Linked DNA regions of Homo sapiens: region 2 is linked to region 1. Evidence: read pairs that join two places in POLR2A ChIA-PET (ENCODE). Cell type or tissue: endothelial cell of umbilical vein. All regions are shown on one strand. Each heading gives the region's core, and the rest is flanking DNA. Links, peaks and the distances in the headings are about the cores only. Region 1 has its middle 7.4 kb from the start of MAVS. Region 2 overlaps ATRN (attractin).

Region 1 (4,394 bases), core at 322-4,321:
TTTATCCAAGTAAATGGGTGTGACACCAGCATCCAGATCAACATCTAGAATATTTCCATTTCCCCAAAAGTTCCCAAGGCCTGGCATGATGCTCACACCTGTAATCCCAGCATTTTGGCAGATTGAAGCAGGAGAATTGCTTGAGCCCAGGAATCAGAGACCACCCTGGGCAACATGGCAAAACCCTATCTCTATGAAAAGTACAAAAAATTAGCCAGGCATGGTGGCACGCTCCTCTAGTCTCGGCTACCTGGGAGGCTGAGGCGGGAGGATCAATTGAGCCCAGGAGGTCGAGGTGGAGGTTGCAGTGAGCCATGATCGCATCACTGCATCTGAAGCTTCACTTGTTCAGAACTCAGTTCTGGAGTTCCTTCTGAGCTACTGATCCTCCCGCCTCAGCCTCACAAGTAGCTAGGACGACAAGCACATACCACTGGCCTTTTTTTTTTTTTTTTTGAGGCGGCGTCTCGCTCTGTCACCCAGGCTGGAGTGCAGTGGCGCTATCTTGGCTCACTGCATGCTCTGCCTCCCAGGTTTATGCCATTCTCCTGCCTCAGCCTCCCGAGTAGCTGGGACTACAGGCACCTGCCACTATGCCCGGCTAATTTTTTGTATTTTTAGTAGAGATGGGTTTCACCGTGTTAGCCAGGATGGTCTCGATCTCCTGACCTCGTGATCCGCCCGCCTCGGCCTCCCAAAGTACTGGGATTACAGGCATGAGCCACCGCGCCCGGCCACCACTGGCTCTTTTTAAATTTATTTTTTGTAGAGACAGGGTCTTGCTATGTTACACAGGCTGGTCCCAAACTCCTGGGCTCCAGCAGTCCTCCCACTTTGGATTCCCAAAGTGCTGAAACTACAGTTTTGAAGCACATTAGACCTCTTACTGCTTTGACTGCTTTTTTTTTTTTGAGACTCTTTTAGCCCAGGCTGAAGTGCAATGGCACGATCTCATCTAACTGCAACCTCCACCTCCAACCTCCACTTCCTGGGTTCAAGCAATTTTCCTGCCTCAGGCTCTGAGTAGCTGGGATTACAGGTGTGCACCACCACATCCGGCCAATTTTGTATTTTTAGGAGAGACAGGGTTTCACCATGTTGGCCAGGCTGGTCTGAAACTCCTGACCTCAGGCTATCCTCCTGCCTTAGCCTCCCAAAGTGCTGGGATTACAGGCGTGAGTCACCATGCCCGGCCTCTGACTGCTTTTTAACTCACCTTCCCTCAGGGCAGGAACCAGAGCCTATGGTAATACTCAATCATATTTATTTGTTTTTGTTTTTGGCGAGAGTGCAGCGACTGGAGTGCAGTGGGACGACTGTGGCTCACTGCAACCTCCGCCTCCTGGGTTCAAGTAATTCTTGTGTTTCAGCCTCCCAATTAGCTGGGATTACAGGTGTGCGCCACTACACCCAGCTAATTTTTTATTTTTAGTAGAAACGGGGTTTCACCATGTTGGCCAGGCTGGTCTCGAACTCCTGACCTCAGGTGATCTGCCTGCCTTAGCCTCCGAAAGTGTTGGGATTACAGGCGTGAGCCACGGTGCCCAGCCCCTCAATCATATTTGTAAACTCTTCCAGAACACTGAGGGGAAAGATAAATTTCTATTCATTAAAAGCAGTGTAGAAAGTCAGAGTAACTTTTTCTTTTTTTTCTTTTCTCTCTTTCTCTTTCTCCTTCCTTCCTTCTTTTTTTTTTTTTTTTTTTCGAGACAGGGTCTCACTCTGGTTGCCCAGGCTGGAGTGCAGTGGCGTGATCTTGGCTTACTACAGCCTTGACCCCCTGGGCTCAGGTGATTCTTCCACCTCAGCCTCCCAAGTAGCTGGGACTACAGGCTCATGCCACCACACCCAGCTAATTTTTTGTATAGATGGGGTTTCTCCATGTTGCCCAGGCTGGTCTCAAACTCCTGGACTCAAGCAATCCACCTGCCTCAGCCTCCCCAGAGTGCTGGGATTACAGGCGTGAGCCACCATGCCTGGCCCAGCCAGGGTAACTTCTGAACATAGGGTGACTTGCAGCAGGAAACTTGCAGGCCCTACACAGCTGCTTCCTTTCTGTAACTTGTGGCTTATCTCCTCGGAAATTGCAAGCAGTCCTGGGAGTAGCATCCTTGAGAGATTAAGAGATATCTTCTATTGTTTCTCTCTGCTTCTCAGCACAAAGAAAAAGTTACATGGTGATGTTGCAGAGTCCCTGGCCCCAGGGGTTTCCTATAAGCCACCTATTCATTCATTCCTTCATTCATTCCTTAGTTCGTTCAGTATATATTGGGTGCCTGTTATGTGCTAGCCGTTGGGTATAATGTAGAAAACAAAAGAGACACAACTCGTGGAGGTTATAACAAGATGGAAAAAAGAAATGGTAAACTAAATAACACAAAAGAAAGACTATGTAGCGGGGGAACGTTGTTGAAAAAGTTGGTAAAGCTCTATGTGCCTCTTAAGGAAAATGCATAATTCATCTCCAGAAGGATATGTCTTTCTGTGGCCCCCTTCAGAACAGACAGACATCAGTGGGGAAGGAGGTCTTGCCCACGAGTTTCATCGTGTTCCTTGAGTCTGTAATTTCAAAGCGGAGTTGAAAACATGCTTTGAGATGCTAACGGTGGAGCTTCAGGTCTGCATTTTTCTTTCTCTTTTTTTAGTGGGCACAGCTATGATATCAAAAGGTAGGCCTGGAACCAAGCTGATGGGAGAGGGAAGACCTGAACTGGTCAGTATAAGAAGGAAATGAGAAATGAACAGGAATGAAATGGGGCGCGAGTGGTCAGAGAGCAAAGAAGGAAGTGTGGGCAGTGAGTGCCTGATGGCTGCGGAGTTTCTGTTTCAAACGATAAAAAAAAATTTTAGAAATGGACACAACATTGGCCGGGCACGGTGGCTCACACCTGTAATCCCAGCACTTTGGGAGGCTGAGGCGGGTGGATCACCTGAGGTCAGGGGTTCGAGACCAGCCTGGCTAATATGGTGAAACTCCATCTCCACTAAAAATAAAAAAATTAGCCAGGCGTGATGGCAGGCGCCTATAATCCCAGCTACTCGGGAGACTGAGGCAGGAGAATCACTTGAACCCAGGAGGTGGAGGTTGCAGTGAGCCAAGATTGCGCCATTGCACTCCAGCCCGCGTGACAAGAGCGAGACTTTGTCTCAAAAATAAAAAATAAAATAAAAATAATGGACATAACATTGTGAATGTGCTTAATGCCACCAGATTCTACACTTAAAAATGGTTAAATGGTCTTTTTAATGTTAGGTATATTTTACAATAAAAAAGAAAAAAACAACAATTTTCTTTTTTTTTAGGATCGAGTCTTGCTCTTGTCGCCCAGGCTGGAGTGCGGTGGCGCAATTTCGGCTCACTGCAACCTCCGCATCCTGAGTTCAAGCAATTCTCCTGCCTCAGCCTCCCTAGTAGCTGGGATTACAGGCATGCACCACCACGCCTGGCTAATTTTTGTATTTTTAGTAGAGACAGTGTTTCACCATGTTGGCCAGGCTGGTCTCCAACTCCTGACCTCAGGTGATCCACCCGCCTCAGCCTCCCAAAATGCTGGGATTACAGGCGTGAGCCATTGTGCCTGGCCAAAAAAAACCCCACAATTTTTTAATTAAAAAAAATGAAAAGGAATGTAGCCCCAGCTACACAGGAGGATGAGGCCGGAGGATTGCTTGAGCTGAAGAGTTCCAGCCTGGGCAAAAGAGAGAGATCCCATCTCTCCAAAAAAAGAAAAGAAAAGAAAAAAGCTCTTTTTGGCTGGGTGCAGAGACTCACCCCTGTAATCCCAGCACTTTGGGAGGCCGAGGCAGGCAGATTACTTGAGCTTAGAAGTTTGAGACCAGCCTGGGCAACATGGCAAAACCCTGTCTCTACCAAAAGTACAAAAAGAAAATTAGCTAGGGCCAGGCATGGTGGCTCACACCTGTAATCCCAGCACTTTGGGAGGCCAAGGTGGGCGGATAACCTGAGGTCGGGAGTTCGAGACCAGCCTGACCAACATGGAGAAACCCCATCTCTACTAAAAATACAAAATTAGTCAGGCAATGCCTGTAATTCCAGCTACTCAGGAGGCTGAGGCAGAAGAATCGCTTGAACCCGAGAGGCGGAGATTGCGGTGAGCCGAGATAGCGCCATTGCACTCCAGCCTGGGCAACAAAAGCGAAACTCCGTCTCACAAAAAAAAAAAAGAAAAAAGAAAGAAAAAGAAAAGAAAATTAGCCAGGCTTGGTGGCACATGCCGGTGGTCCCAGCTACTCGGAAGCCTGAGGGGCCGAGGTGGGAAAATTGCCTGAGCCTGGGAGGCAGAGGTTGCAGTGAGGCGAGATCATGCCATTGCACCCCAGCCTGGGCAACAGAGTGAGACCTCATCTCAAAAAAAGAAAAAAAAAAAGCTTTT
Region 2 (4,394 bases), core at 212-4,211, 230 kb after region 1:
GTCGCTCAGGCTGCAGTACAGTGGTGCAATCTTGGCTCGCTGCAACATCTGCCTCCTGGGTTCAAGTGATTCTTGTGCCTCAGCCTTGCAAGTAGCTGGGACTACAGGAACACTTCACCACGCCCAGCTAATTTTTTGTACTTTAGTAGAGACAGGGTTTTACTATGTTGCCCAGCCTGGTCTCAAACTCCTGAGCTAAAGCGATCTGCCCGCCTCGGCCTCCCTAAGTGCTAGAATTACAGCACAACCATATAATTCTTAAAACTCTTAAGATACAGACAATTAACACCAGGAGGTACGGATATGCACTGTTATTATACAATAAATATAAACATTAAAAGTATATCTGACACTATTCATAATAGCCAAAGAGTGAAAACCACCCAAGCATCCATCGATAGAAAAATGGATAAACAAAACGTGGTATATACATATAAGGAAGATTATTCAGCTATGACAAGGAATAAGTACTGAAACATACTAAACACGGGTGAACCTTGAAAACAGTATGCTAAGTGAGAGCATATCATGTGACTCAATTTATATAAAATGTCCAGAATAGGCAAATCCACAGAGACAGGAAATACAGACTGGGGGTTGCCGGAAGAGGGGGGAATGAGGACTGACTGCTAGGGGCTTCTTCTGGAAGTGGTGAAAATATTCTAAAATTGGCTGTAGTGACGGGTGGCTGCACGCTTCTGTGAATACACTGAAAACCACTGAATTGTGTACTTTAAATGAGCGAACTGTATGGTATGTAAATGATGTCTCAATAAAGCTGTTATAAGAAAAAAAGCACATCCAAGTGAACAAAAGTTTCACACATCCCTTGCTCAGTATAGCGATCCTGTTAGCACCCATAAACAGAACTCTAAAATCTAAATGAATGCCCAGTTCTCAATACCAATTCTGTGTTGCCTTTACTTGTGAACACTGGCCTCTTACATAAAACAGTAGATGAAACACCCAGCACGCAGACTTCTATATTAGCTCCACATTACAGTAACAACCTCTGTTGCAGAGTCGGGAACGAGCCAGAGCCTCACCACTCCACCTTCCCACCTCACACACTTTCTGTCCAACCATCTTCTATCTTGAATACCTACCGCCCACGCCCCCAAACTATGGACATAGCTGAAGCCGGCTGAGCCCCGGCTTACTGGGGAGAACAACTAGGATAGCTTTCAGAAAGCAGGGGCAGAGGGAAGGGTGCTCACCCACAGGAACAACCAATCAAAAAACAGGCACAACCGGCCCCAACACACCCGCCACCCTCCCAGAAACAGGACTTTTCAGTCTGTGGGTTTTGTTTGTTTTTTAGCTGCATCTACAAAGATTTTTATAGTCAGTTTCAAATTCCCTCAGCAGTTATAGGTTTTGATCTGTTCCTAATTATGGAAAAGAATCCTGGGATTGGTTCAGAGTGAAGGAACTTGAGTTTAGTATTACCATTTTTAAAGCCCCAATGCTTACACAAATTTCCAACTAGAGAATTAGATTTCCTCAGTTACTTTGCTTTAAAAAAATGAGAATCTCAATTTTTAAAATCTCATTTAAAAAATGAGAATCTCAATTTTTAAAATCTCATTTAAAAAAGGAGAATCTCAATTTTTAAAATCTCATTTAAAAAAGGAGAATCTCAATTTTTAAAATCTCATTTAAAAAAGGAGAATCTCAATTTTTAAAATCTCATTTAAAAAAGGAGAATCTCAATTTTTAAAATCTAATTTAAAAAATGAGAATCAAAGGCAAAACGGCTTTGCCTGCATCGAAAGCCATACTGAAATTTAACTGAATGGCCTACACTGCACTATTTAGACATTTCCCTACTGTCTTCCTTAAATAAGTCTCTCCATTTTTACTGAATTTGCACAGTTGCTAAATGTGTGTATTTAAGAGCCATGCTACACACCTAGAAAAGCTAAGTCTCTGGGGAAAAAACAGCAATAAAGAAACATGCAGCCCTTGTTGAGAACATGATGTATTTACCCAGGAAGACACGAGCTCAGCCCTCCACATAGCGCACAGCCAGATACGGTCCCCAAAGCAGAGAGAACCAGTGTCAACCAGGCTCTCATGCGAGGACTGAGAACACACGGTGACACGGGCCTAGTCACAGTGAATAGTGCAGTCATTTGTACCAAACAGCAAAAAGACACGTTTGCAATAGAACTTACCTGCGTTTTCAAGGAAAGCTTGGCAAACTAAATGGTGGGCATGCCATCGTTTATTTTCACAAGTGCTCCTGAATGCAGCATTCATAAGTGGATCTTAATTTAAGTTAGTGATCCAGAAAAGATAAGGAGCACCAGAAAACCAGGAAGAAAATCAACATCTCCTTGATTATGAAACTTAAAATTATTACTTCTTAGAAGTAAGTGTGGGGAAGAGCTCCCTCTAGAATGAAAGCTCTAAAACCACTTCAGTGACTTTCAGAGGGTGGAGCAATAGGGAACTGGGAGGAAAAAAACTCGGCATTGGCAACAAGTATGGCCATCTCCAGCACAAAAGCCTGCTTATAGGCACAGACTGGGAAAAGTGTCAGCAGCATAAGTCAAGATTTTCACTAAGAATCTAAAAAGTATTAATCATTTGTCAGCTATAAGCAACAAAGCACGATGTTCAATTAGATTGAGAATATGGAGAGGTATGTCAGTACAAAAACAATCTCAACTTAAAATGAGTAAATAAATAAATTTTATTTACTAGAACCCTAATCAAGTGTTTACATGAAAATAACCTAACAAATATATATAATCTATATCTTAATAGTGTCAGGAGATGTTGCCAAACTGAAATTATACTGACTGGAACCTAGAGCTCAACCTCTTTCGGATCGGAGAAACTACCGAAACCCCTGCAAGCTCTATTCCAAATGCAGCCTACAGCAGGGAGAATTCTAAGAATGCCCCCAAGATTTCCACCTCTTGATGGGCACGCTCTGTATCTTCCCTACTCCTGTGTGGGTAGGCCTGACCTAATCAGATAAGCTCCTTTAAAACAGGGTCTAGAGATCAGAGTCCTAAGAAGTCAGAGAAATTTGAAGCTTCAGGATACTTATTCAATATGTGCATAGGTATATAAGATCTAAAATTTTCATTTTCAAATGTTATATAAATGCAATCATGCAGTATATAAATTTCTAAGATTTTCTTTTTCAATCAGCAAAATTTGCTTGGGATTTATCAAAGTTGTTGTGTTTCTGTATATCAACAGTTCATTTCTTTTTGTTGCTGGGTATTAGGCCATGGTGTGTATGTAGCATCATTTATTTAAGCATTCATTTGTTGAGGAATATTTGGCTTGTTTCCAGTTTTGGGCTATTATAAATAAAGCTGTTAAATATTGCTTTCAAGTGCTATAAACACGGGTGTACAGAGATTTGTGAGAACACTGGTTTTCATTTCTCTAGGATAAATGCCTAGGAATGCAATTGCTGGGTTATATGATAAGTATAACATTAGTTTTTTAAGAAACAAAGTATTTTCCAGAGTGACTGTACCATCTTATATTCCCACCAACAATGTATGAGTGATCCAATCTTTCCCCACTCTCTCCAACATTTGGTGTTATTACTATTTTTAATTTTAGTCATTTTGATAAGTGTGTAGTGTTATCTCATTGTGCTTTCAATTTGCATTTCTCTAATGGTTATTTTATTTTTATTTTGAGAGGCAGTCTCATTCCGTTGCCCAGGCTGGAGTGCAGTAGCACAATCTCAGCTCACTGTAACCTCTGCCTCCCAGGTTCAAGCGATTCTCCTGCCTCAGTATCCTGAGTAGCTGGGACTATAGGCATGTGCCACCATGCCTGGCTAATTTTTGTATTTTTAGTAGAGACGGGGTTTTGCCATGTTGGCTAGGCTGGTCTTGAACTCCTGACCTCAAGTGGTGATCTGCCTGCCTTGGCCTCCCAAAGTGCTGGGATTTCAGGTGTGAACCACACCTGGCCTCTCTAATGGTTATTGATGCCGATCATCTTTTATGTCATTATTTGCCATATGTATATCCTCTTTGGTTAAATGTCTATTCATGTCTTTTGCCCATTTTCTAACTGAATTGTTCGTTTGTTTACTGTTGAGTTTTGAGAGTTATTATATTCTAGATTCAAGTGCTTTCCCAGAAATATGGTTTGCAAATATTTTCTCCCAGTCCATAGCTTGCCTTTTCATCTTCATAACAGGGTTTCTCACAGAGCAAAAACTTTTGGTTTTATGTGGTCCAGTTTATCAAGTTTTCCTTTTATGAATCACGTTTTTAGTATCGAGTCTAAAAAGGTTTTGTTTCGTTTTGGGATTCAAAGATTTTCTCCTATATTTTTTTCTAAAAGTTTTATAGTTTTATGTTTTACATTTAGATCTGTGATCAATATTGCGTTAATTCTTATATAAGATG

Evidence for each region. ChIA-PET counts read pairs that join two places held together with the same protein. Peaks named below come from ENCODE experiments on the same cell type or tissue, not always from the same donor. Only the 100,000 strongest peaks of a DNase experiment are listed, where the experiment ranks them.
Region 2: POLR2A ChIA-PET joins it to region 1 with 7 read pairs; 2 of 35 experiments call an interaction of 5 or more read pairs at or near these places.

What each region holds. Positions count from the first base shown.
Region 1 is chr20:3,837,195-3,841,588 of GRCh38, reverse strand. No RefSeq gene overlaps it. Among named protein-coding and RNA genes, the nearest start is that of MAVS, 7.4 kb to the left of the region's middle. In endothelial cell of umbilical vein, for the core only: no CTCF peak of the experiment used is centred there; a DNase peak (open chromatin) is centred at 2,078.
Region 2 is chr20:3,611,017-3,615,410 of GRCh38, reverse strand. The region is part of intron 24 of ATRN (attractin); the gene reads right to left. Among named protein-coding and RNA genes, the nearest start is that of GFRA4, 50 kb to the left of the region's middle. In endothelial cell of umbilical vein, for the core only: no CTCF peak of the experiment used is centred there; no DNase peak of the experiment used is centred there.